2 separate regions of the Homo sapiens genome follow, and region 2 is linked to region 1. A link is an interaction called in ENCODE POLR2A ChIA-PET data of the cell type or tissue named here. Cell type or tissue: GM12878. All regions are shown on one strand.

Evidence for each region. ChIA-PET counts read pairs that join two places held together with the same protein. Peaks named below come from ENCODE experiments on the same cell type or tissue, not always from the same donor. Only the 100,000 strongest peaks of a DNase experiment are listed, where the experiment ranks them.
Region 2: POLR2A ChIA-PET joins it to region 1 with 7 read pairs; 2 of 35 experiments call an interaction of 5 or more read pairs at or near these places.

What each region holds. Positions count from the first base shown.
Region 1 is chr1:1,187,007-1,192,006 of GRCh38, reverse strand. The region is part of intron 13 of TTLL10 (tubulin tyrosine ligase like 10); the gene reads right to left. Among named protein-coding and RNA genes, the nearest start is that of TTLL10-AS1, 10 kb to the right of the region's middle. RefSeq lists a silencer at 12-212. In GM12878, no CTCF peak of the experiment used is centred here; no DNase peak of the experiment used is centred here.
Region 2 is chr1:1,028,917-1,033,916 of GRCh38, reverse strand. The region is part of intron 2 of AGRN (agrin); the gene reads right to left. Among named protein-coding and RNA genes, the nearest start is that of AGRN, 11 kb to the right of the region's middle. RefSeq lists silencers at 360-669, 589-709, 690-829, 890-1,069 and enhancers at 583-1,452, 3,193-4,062. In GM12878, a CTCF peak has its summit at 802 (motif pointing left); DNase peaks (open chromatin) are centred at 696 and 2,569; H3K4me3 peaks cover 928 bases.

The DNA.
Region 1 (5,000 bases):
CGCCCACGCTGGGAGGTTGTGGGTTGACGGGAATGAGGGCAAGGAACACCTGGCCCGCCCAGGGCGGAAAACCGCTGAAAGGCGTTCTTAAGCCACAAACAATAGCAGGAGCGATCTGTGTCTTAAGGGCGTGTTCCTGATGCAGTTAACTAGCCCAACCTATTCCTTTAATTTGGCCCATCCCTTCGTTTCCCGTAAGGGATACTTTTAGTTAACTGAATATCTATAGAAACAATGCTATGACTGGTTTGCTGTTACTAAATATGTGGGTAAATCTCTGTTCAGGGCTGTCAGCTCTGAAGGTTGTGAGGCCCCTGATTTCCCACTTCACACCTCTGTATTTCTCTGTGTGTGTCTTTAATTCCTCTAGCGCCGCCGGGTTAGGGTCTCCCCGACCGAGCTGGTCTCGGCACAGACATCTACAGAACACTACACCCAAAAACAGGATACACCTCCTTCTCCAGTGCACATGGATATTCTCCAGGATAGACCATATGCTGGGACATAAACAAGTTTCAAGTGTTTTTTGTTTTTGTTTTTTAATGATCCACTTAATGAATAGTAAGTTTGTTGTTTTTTTAAAGATGGGGTTTTGCTGTGTTGCCCAGGCTGGACTCAAACTCCTGGGCTTAAGCAATGTTTCCATCTCAGCCTCCTGAGTAGCTGGAATTACAGGTATGTGCCAACACACCAGCTCCAATAATTTTTCAATAATTTTTAAAGGGTTGAAATTATAAAGTATGTTCTCTGACACAATGGAATGAAATTAGAAGTCAATAACAGAAGGAAAATTGGAAAAATCACAAATATGTGGAAATTAAATAACAGGCCCTTAAGCAACCAATGGGTCAAAGAAAAGCTTACAAAGGAAATTTAAAATACTTTGCAGCTGAGCATCATGGCTCACGCCTATAATCCCAGCACTTTGGCAGGCGGATCACCTGAGGTCAGGAGTTCAAGACCAGCCTGGCCAACATGGTGAAACCCCCATCTCTACTAATAATACAAACAAAATTAGCCAGGCGTGGTGGCAGGTGCCTGTAATCCCAGCTACTCGGGAGGCTGAGGCAGGAGAATCGCTTGAACCCGGGAGGCAGAGGCTGCAGTGAGCTGAGATTGCGCCATTACACTCCAGCCTAGGTGACAAGAGCGAAACTCCATCTCAAATAAAATAAAAAATAAAAATAAAAATACTTTGAGACAAATGAAAATGAAGACAACACGCAAAATCTTATGGATGCAGCAAAAGTGGTGGTCAGAGGAAAATGTATAGCACTAAGCACCTACCTTAAGCAAGAAGAAAAAACTGAAATCATAACCTAACTTTTGACCTTAAGAAATTAGAAAAAGAGAGTTTGAGACCAGCCTTGCCAGCATGGTGAAACCCCATCTCCATTAGAAATACAAAAAAATTAGCTGGGAGTGGTGGCACGTGCCCTTAGTCCCAGCTACTCGGGAAGCTGAGGCAGGAGAATCATTTGAACCCGGGAGGCAGAGGTTGCAGTGAGCTGAAATCGTGCCACTGCACTCCAGCTTGGGCGACAGAGCAAGACTCCATCTCAAAAAAAAAAAAAATTAGTAAAAGAAGAGCAAACTAAACCCAAGGCAAGTAGTAAGAAGGAAATAATAAAGATAGAGTGGAAATAAATGGAATAGAAAACAGTAGAGAAAATCAGTGAAACCAGGAGTTGGTTCATTGAAAAGATCAACAAAATTGATAAGGACTTAGAGAAACTGACCAAAAAGAAAAAAAAAAAAAGGAGAGAAGAATCAAATTACTAAAATCAGGGGAGAAAGACTTTATATTGATTAAAAGGATGACAAGGGAATACTTTGTACACTAAACAAATTAGATAACCTAGAAGAAATGGACAAATTCTTTTTTTTTTTTTTTTGAGACGGGGTCTCGCTCTGTCCCCCAGGCTGGAGTGCAGTGGTGCGATCTCGGCTCACTGCAAGCTCCGCCTCCCGGGTTCACGCGATTCTCCTGCCTCAGCCTCCCGAGTAGCTGGGACTACAGGTGCCCGCCACCACGCCCAGCTAATTTTTTGTATTTTTAGTAGAGACGGGGTTTCACCGTGTTACCCGGGATGGTCTCGATCTCCTGACCTCATGATCCACCTTCCTCGGCCTCCCAAAGTGCTGGGATTATAGGCATGAGCCACCGTGCCTGGTGAAATGGACAAATTCTTAGCAAAATAAAGCAGACTAAAGATTAGAAAATCTGGATGGACCTATAACAAGTAAAGATTGCAGCAGTATTAGTAATAATAATAATAAACTTTCCCACAGAGGAAAACCCAGGTGGCTTTACTGGTGAATTATTTCAAACAAAGAATTAACAGCAATCCTTCACAAAGACTCCAAAAATAAAAGAGGAAAGAATGCATCCTAACATGCTATGAGGCCAGGGTTACCTTAATACCACCCAGGCAAAGACATTCGAGAAAAGAACACTACAGACCAGTATTGCTTATAAGCACAGACACAAAAATCCTCATTAAAATATTAGCAAACCAAATCCAACAGCATATTTAAATTTAAATGGTTCTATACCATCATCAAGCGGGGTTTGTCATATGAAAGTTAATCAGTGCGATACAACACATTAATAGAATGAAGGGGAAATAAGACACACTCATCTCAGTGGAGACAGAAAAAGCATTTGACAGATTTCAACATCCTTCTAGGATATTAACAAAAAACACTTAACCAATTAGGAACAGAAGGGAACTTCCTCAACCTGACGAGGGCATTTATGAGAAACCCACGGCCTTCCTCCTCAGATCAGGAACAAACAAGGATGACTGCTTTTGCTACTTCTATTCAACATTGTTCTGGAAGTAGCCGGCAATATGTAAGAAAAGAAATAAAATGCATATAAATTTGAAAGGAAGAGGTAAAGCTGTTTCTATTCCAGATGACATGATCCTTATATAAAAATCTTGAAGAGTGCACACACACACGGAGCTAATAAGTGAATTCAGGAAAGTTGAAGGATACAAGATCAACACACAAAAATCAGTTTTATTTTTATACACTAGCAATGGACAATCCAAAAAGGAAATTTAAAAAATAATTCTATTCACAAGTGTCAAAATAATAAAATACCTAGAATAATATTTACCGTAGGTGACAGACTTGTATGCTGAAAACTAGAAAACATTGCTGAAAGAAATGGAAGAAGACCTAGAAAAATGGAAAGACATCCTATATTCATGGATCGGAAGACTAAATATTGTTAAGATGCCACTGCTACGTGACTTACAGATTCAATGCAATGCCTATTAAAATTTCGATGAGGCTGGGTGTGGTGGCTCACACCTGTAATCCCAGCACTTTGAGATGCTGAGGTGGGCAGATCGCCTGAGGTCAGGAGTTCGAGATCAGCCTGGCCAACACAGTGAAACCTGGTCTCTGCTAAAAATACAAAAATTAGCCGAGCGTGGTGGTGGGTGCCTGTAATCCCAGCTACTAGGGAGGCTGAGGCAGGAGAATCGCTTGAACCTGGGAGGCGAGGCTGCAGTGAGCTGAGATTGCCCCACTGCACTCCAGCCTGGGCAACAGAATGAGACTCTGTCTCAAAAAAAAAAAAAAAAAATTTCATTGGACTTTTTCCCCAGAAATGGAAAAGCCAATCTTAAAATTCATATGGAATTGTGGAATTGTAAGGGGCCCCTGAATAGCCAAAATAATCTTGAAAAAGAACAATATTGAAAGACTCACATATCCCAATTTCAGGACTTACTACAAAGCTACAGCAATCAAAACCATGTGGTACTGGCATAAAGACAGACATATACACTAATGGAATGGAACTGAGAGTCCAAAAATAAACACTTGCAGCTCTGGTCAATTGGTTTTTGATACTATGCCAGGACCATTCCATGGGGGAAAGAATAGTCTCTTCAACAAATGGTGCTGGGATAACTGGATAGCCACATGCAAGAGAATGCTGTTGGATCCCTAACTCACACCATACACAAAAATTAACTGAAAATGGATCCAAGACCTAAATATAAGAGCTAAAACTATACCATTTTAGAAAGAAACATAAGTGTAATTTTCACTCTGCTGGATTTGGCAATTTTTTTTTTTTTTTGAGATGGAGTCTTGCTCCATCACCCAGGTTGGAGTGCAGCAGTGCGATCTCCACTCACTGCAACCTCTGCCTCCCGGGTTCAAGTGATTCGCTTGCCTCAGCATCTTGAGTAGCTGGGACTACAGGTGCACGCCACCACACCCAGCTAATTTTTGTATTTTTAGTAGAGATGGGGTTTCTCCACATTGGCCAGGCTGGTCTCAAACTCCTGACCTCAGGTGATCCACCTTCCTCAGCCTCCCAAAGTGCAATGGATTTTTATTTTTTTGTTTTTTGAGATGGAGTCTTGCTCTGTTGCCCAGGCTAGAGTGCAGTGGCACGATCTTGGCTCACAGCTACCTCCACCTCCCGGGTTCAAGCAATTCTTCTTTCTCAGCCTCCCAAGTAGCTGGGACTACAAGCACCCACCACCACGCCTGGCTAATTTTCATATTTTTAGTAGAGATGGGGTTTCACCATATTGGTCAGGCTGGTCTTGAACTCCTGACCTCAGGTGATCTAACAACCATGGCCTCCCAAAGTGCTGGGATTACAGGCGTGAGTCACCGCACCTGGCACAATGGATTTTTAGATATGATACTAAAAGCATGAGTAACCAAAGGAAAAAAATGGATAAACTGGATTTCATCAAAACTAAAAGCTTTTGTGGTCAAAGGACATTATCAAGAAAGTGAAAAGACAGCCACAATATTCCAGAAAAATATTGGCAAATCATATGTCTGATAAAGGCCTAGTGTTTAGAATATGTAAAGAACTTTTGGCCGGGCGCGGTGGCTCACACCTATAATCCCAGCACTTTGGGAGGCCGAGGCGGGCAGATCACGAGGTCAGGAGATCGAGACCATCCTGGCTAACACGGTGAAACCCTGTCTCTACTAAAAATACAAAGAATTAGCCG
Region 2 (5,000 bases), 160 kb after region 1:
GGGAGTTCCAGAGGATCGGGCGGATGCGGACGGGAGAGCGCCGCACAAAAGGGAACGCCGGGCAGGCGGGGCCGGGGGTGCTCGGCTGGGGCTGGGGCTGGGGCTGGGCCCGGGGCCGGGAGCGCTGGGGCTGGGGCTGGGCCGGGACTGGGGCTGGGGTGGCTGAGGCTGGGGCCGAGGGTGGGCCTGAAGGTGTTGGGACTGGGGGTGGGACTGGGGCTGGGCCTGGGGGCGCTGAGGCTGAAGCTGGGGCCGGGGGTGGGACTGGGGGCGCTGGGGCTGGGCCGGGGGTGGGACTGAGGCTGCGGGCGTTCAACTGGGATTGAGTCGAGGGCAGCGGTGGGGCTGGGCCGGGGGAGCAGGGGTCGCGCCGGGCAGCGTCGCGTGCTGGAGCGGAGGCGGGTGCGGCCGGGGCAGGTCGCGGGAGGAGGAAGCGCCTGGGGAGCAGGAGCTGGGCCGGGCGGGTCCGCGCCCCGCACCCGCGGGGGTGAATCGGAGTCGCCGCAGGGGGCTCGGGGGGCCGCGTGCGACCGCGTGTGCGCGTCGTCGTGCGTGTGCCCGCGAGTGTCTGCGCCCGCGGCCCCGCCCTGGCGGGGCGTAGGTGGGGGAGGGCCCCAGGTGCGGCGCGAGCTGGAGGGTGGAGTGAGGTGAGCGGCCCAGAAATCGCCTCGCCCACTTTCCCCTGGGGATTGACAGTGGCTCCTCCAGTCGCCGGCGCCCCCGACTCCCGCGCGGGGCGGGGTCATGCAAATGAGCCCCATGCAAATTGCGGCGGGGACTCCCTGCGGGTCCGTGGGGCTGGAACGCCCCCAAGAGGCCGTTCCGGGAACGTCCGGGCCCTGACGTCACTGCGGCCCGGGGCGGGGAATGGGGGTCTGGGCCCATCTGGGACTCCTGACGCGTAGTCCGGCGTCCCCACACCCGCCCCCGTAGGTCGCCCCTCTCCCTGGCCGCTGCCCAGCCGGGGGATCCGGGGGTAAGGGAGGGGCCCGTCCGGTCCGGTGTGTGCACCATCCCCTAGAGTCCATGCCAGGCCCGACCACCCTGGAGGCCAGAATCTCTCGGCGACCGCACCTCAGCGCCCCCGCACACCCCTGGCCACCCGCAGCCTTTGGAAGGGACCCCTGCGCACCCATTACCCTGCCCTCTCCTCTGTCCCTGCAATGACCGACCCCATTCCCCAAGCCCCAGCTCCAGGAAAGCAAGGACCCGGCGCCAGGGCGCTTCTGCTCCGCCAGTCCCCTCCAGCACCGCGGACCAAGCCATCTGCCACACTCGGTCTCACCCACTCTGCAGACGACAGCTGCCGGCAGCCACCAGTGCCACCGCGTGGTCACACCCAGGCCTCACCTCAGTCCACCCCAGAGGACCCACTGCCCACACCTGCTGCCTTCCTGGAGTCCCCCAGCCGGGTGTCTGGGCCCCTCAACCCCATGGCCTCCATCTGGACTCTCCCCAACGCCTCCTTCCTTCCAGGTGCCCTGTCTCACCTCCTGGTCAGGCTCCTCCAAGGGCCCCAGCCAAATCCCACCAACCCCACCTTAGCTGGGAAGGTCCTGTCTTGCCAGCTCCCTCTCTTGGGACTCCTTTCCACCCCACAGCCAGGGACCAGCACCATGCCCCATCACCCAGACAGGAGGCCTCCACATCTCTACGGCCCTGGAACCTGGTGTTCCAATGAAACCCTGCAGGAAAATCCAAACTCAGCCAAGGGTTCTCACCCACCCCAAGCCACGTCCCATCCAGAGCAGCTGTCAAAGGAAGCACTTGGAGACCCACCCCTGCTGGCCTCACTCTCTCCTCAGGGGAGCTCCTACCCCAACCACCCCACCCTGCTGGACCTTGGCACTGTCCACACCAGGCTGACAGTGTTCCGGCGGTGCTGACTGTGGGTGCCCCGGGCAGGGTCTGACTTTTTATCTCCCCAGCGCAGGGTGTGACCCAGGGATGAGAAAACCCAGAACAGGACTTGCTGTGTGCAGAGGCAGGTGGTTCACATGCATTCCCCATTTCTCACCTCCCAGCTCTGAGTCCCAGGGGCAGTGCCAGGGTCAAACCCAGGCCGTGCTACCAGGTCACGCGCCAGCCCGCCTGCTGCCACCACCTTCAGCCATGGGATCTCTGGGCGGGCTCTGCAGGAGGAGGACAGGTACCACAATGTGGGAGGGGTGGGGGAGCCCCAGGTACGGGCTGGCAGAGGGGGCCTCAAACACTGCCTGGGAAGTTTGCCCCCACACAGAGAGACCCTGGGATCTGCCAGCAAAGGGGGCCCAACAAGCTGAAAGTCACGTGGGGGGCCTGGCTGCCCCAGGCCGACACTGGAATGAGGCTTAGGGCCCCTTGGGCTGGGCCAGGGGAAGGGGAACCAGGCAGGCAGCCTGGCCCCACCCAGCCCCAGTCAGTGTCTGAGCCCCCCACAGAGGCCCAGATGCCTTCAGAAAGACAAAGGGCCATTGAGGCCCCAGGCCCAGCCAGGGAGGGAGCTCAGGCGACATGAGCTATTTTGGGATCTTCAGACAAAATCATTCAGCCCTGACCAGCCCACGCAGGCTCATGTGCAGGAAAGAGTACTAGCCCCCTGGTCCCTGATCTCACACTCACAGCACCATGCACCGCACACACATACACACACATGCTGATCTCACACTCAGCACCATGCACTGCACACACACAGACATGCTGATACACTCACAGCACCATGCACTGCACACACACATGCTGATCTCACACTCAGCACCATGCACTGCACACACACAATCTCACACAGCACCATGCACTGCACACACACACATCTCACACAGCACCATGCACCGCACACACACACACACAATCACACTCACAGCACCATGCACTGCACACACACACATGCTGATACACTCACAGCACCATGCACTGCACACACACATGCTGATCTCACACTCAGCACCATGCACTGCACACACACACACATGCTGATCTCACACAGCACCATGCACTGCACACACACACACGCTGATCTCACAGCACCATGCACTGCACACACACACATGCTGATCTCACACAGCACCATGCACTGCACACACACACACGCTGATCTCACAGCACCATGCACTGCACACACACATGCTGATCTCACAGCACCATGCACTGCACACACACACACACACACATGCTGATCTCACAGCACCATGCGCTGCACACACACACACACACATGCTGATCTCACACAGCACCATGCACTGCACACACACACACTGATCTCACAGCACCATGCACTGCACACACACACATGCTGATCTCACACTCAGCACCATGCACTGCACACACACACACGCTGATCTCACAGCACCATGCACTGCACACACACATGCTGATCTCTCAGCACCATGCGCTGCACACACACACGCTGATCTCACACAGCACCATGCGCTGCACACACACGCTGATCTCACAGCACCATGCACTGCACACACACACATGCTGATCTCACACAGCACCATGCACTGCACACACACACACGCTGATCTCACAGCACCATGCACTGCACACACACACACACATGCTGATCTCACACAGCACCATGCGCTGCACACACACACGCTGATCTCACAGCACCATGCACTGCACACACACACATGCTGATCTCACACAGCACCATGCACTGCACACACACACACGCTGATCTCACAGCACCATGCACTGCACACACACACGCGCTGATCTCACAGCACCATGCACTGCACACACACATGCTGATCTCACAGCACCATGCACTGCACACACACACACACACATGCTGATCTCACAGCACCATGCACTGCACACACACACACACATGCTGATCTCACAGCACCAGGCACTGCACACACACACACATGCTGATCTCACACAGCACCATGCACTGCACACACACATGCTGATCTCACAGCACCATGCACTGCACACACACACACACATGCTGATCTCACACAGCACCATGCGCTGCACACACACACACATGCTGATCTCACACAGCACCATGCACTGCACACACACACACACTGATCTCACAGCACCATGCACTGCACACACACATGCTGATCTCACAGCACCATGCACTGCACACACACACACGCTGATCTCACACAGCACCATGCACTGCATACACACACACGATCTCACACTCACAGCACCATGCACTGCACACACACACGCTGATCTCACAGCACCATGCACTGCACACACACATGATCTCACAGCACCATGCACTGCACACACACACACACATGCTGATCTCACAGCACCATGCACTGCACACACACACACACATGCTGATCTCACAGCACCATGCACTGCACACACACACACGGCCACACAATGGGTATTCCTGGCCTGCCCAGCACCACCCCTGCTCCTTGACCCCCACTCTGCCCCATTCAGCCCCACTGCTGACCCCAGCCCCAGCCTCAATTCTCTCCCTCCACCTGCCCTCATAGACACGGGATGTCCCCCTCCCCCTACCTGCCTGCATAGACACTGATGTCCCCCCCACCTGCCTGCATAGACACTGATCCCCCCACCTGCCTGCATAGATATTGGGCATCCCCCATATCTTTGTGCAACATTAATTTTGTCCCTCAACCCCCACCCATACACTGGGAAGGCACGTTCTCCTCACCTCCCACCCATATGTTCCCGTGTGGACACAGGCACACTCTGGTTGGGCACCCGCAGGTACTTATCCTGCCCTCAGAAGGTGGGGGTTGGGGCCTGGAGTGGGTGGAGCACTGGGGCTCTCTGGCAATTGGCAGGCCCCAGAGGGGCTGGGGCTCGGTTCCTTCGGAAAGGGTGGCGTGGCTGTGGGCGCCCTTGGCCCACGAGGGGCTGGGGCTCGGTTCCTTGGGAGAGGGTGGCGTGGGTGTGGGCGCCCTTGGCCCACGAGGGGCTGGGGCTCGGTTCCTTGGGAGAGGGTGGCGTGGCTGTGGGCGCCCTTGGCCCACGAGGGGCTGGGGCTCGGTTCCTTCGGAAAGGGTGGCGTGGGT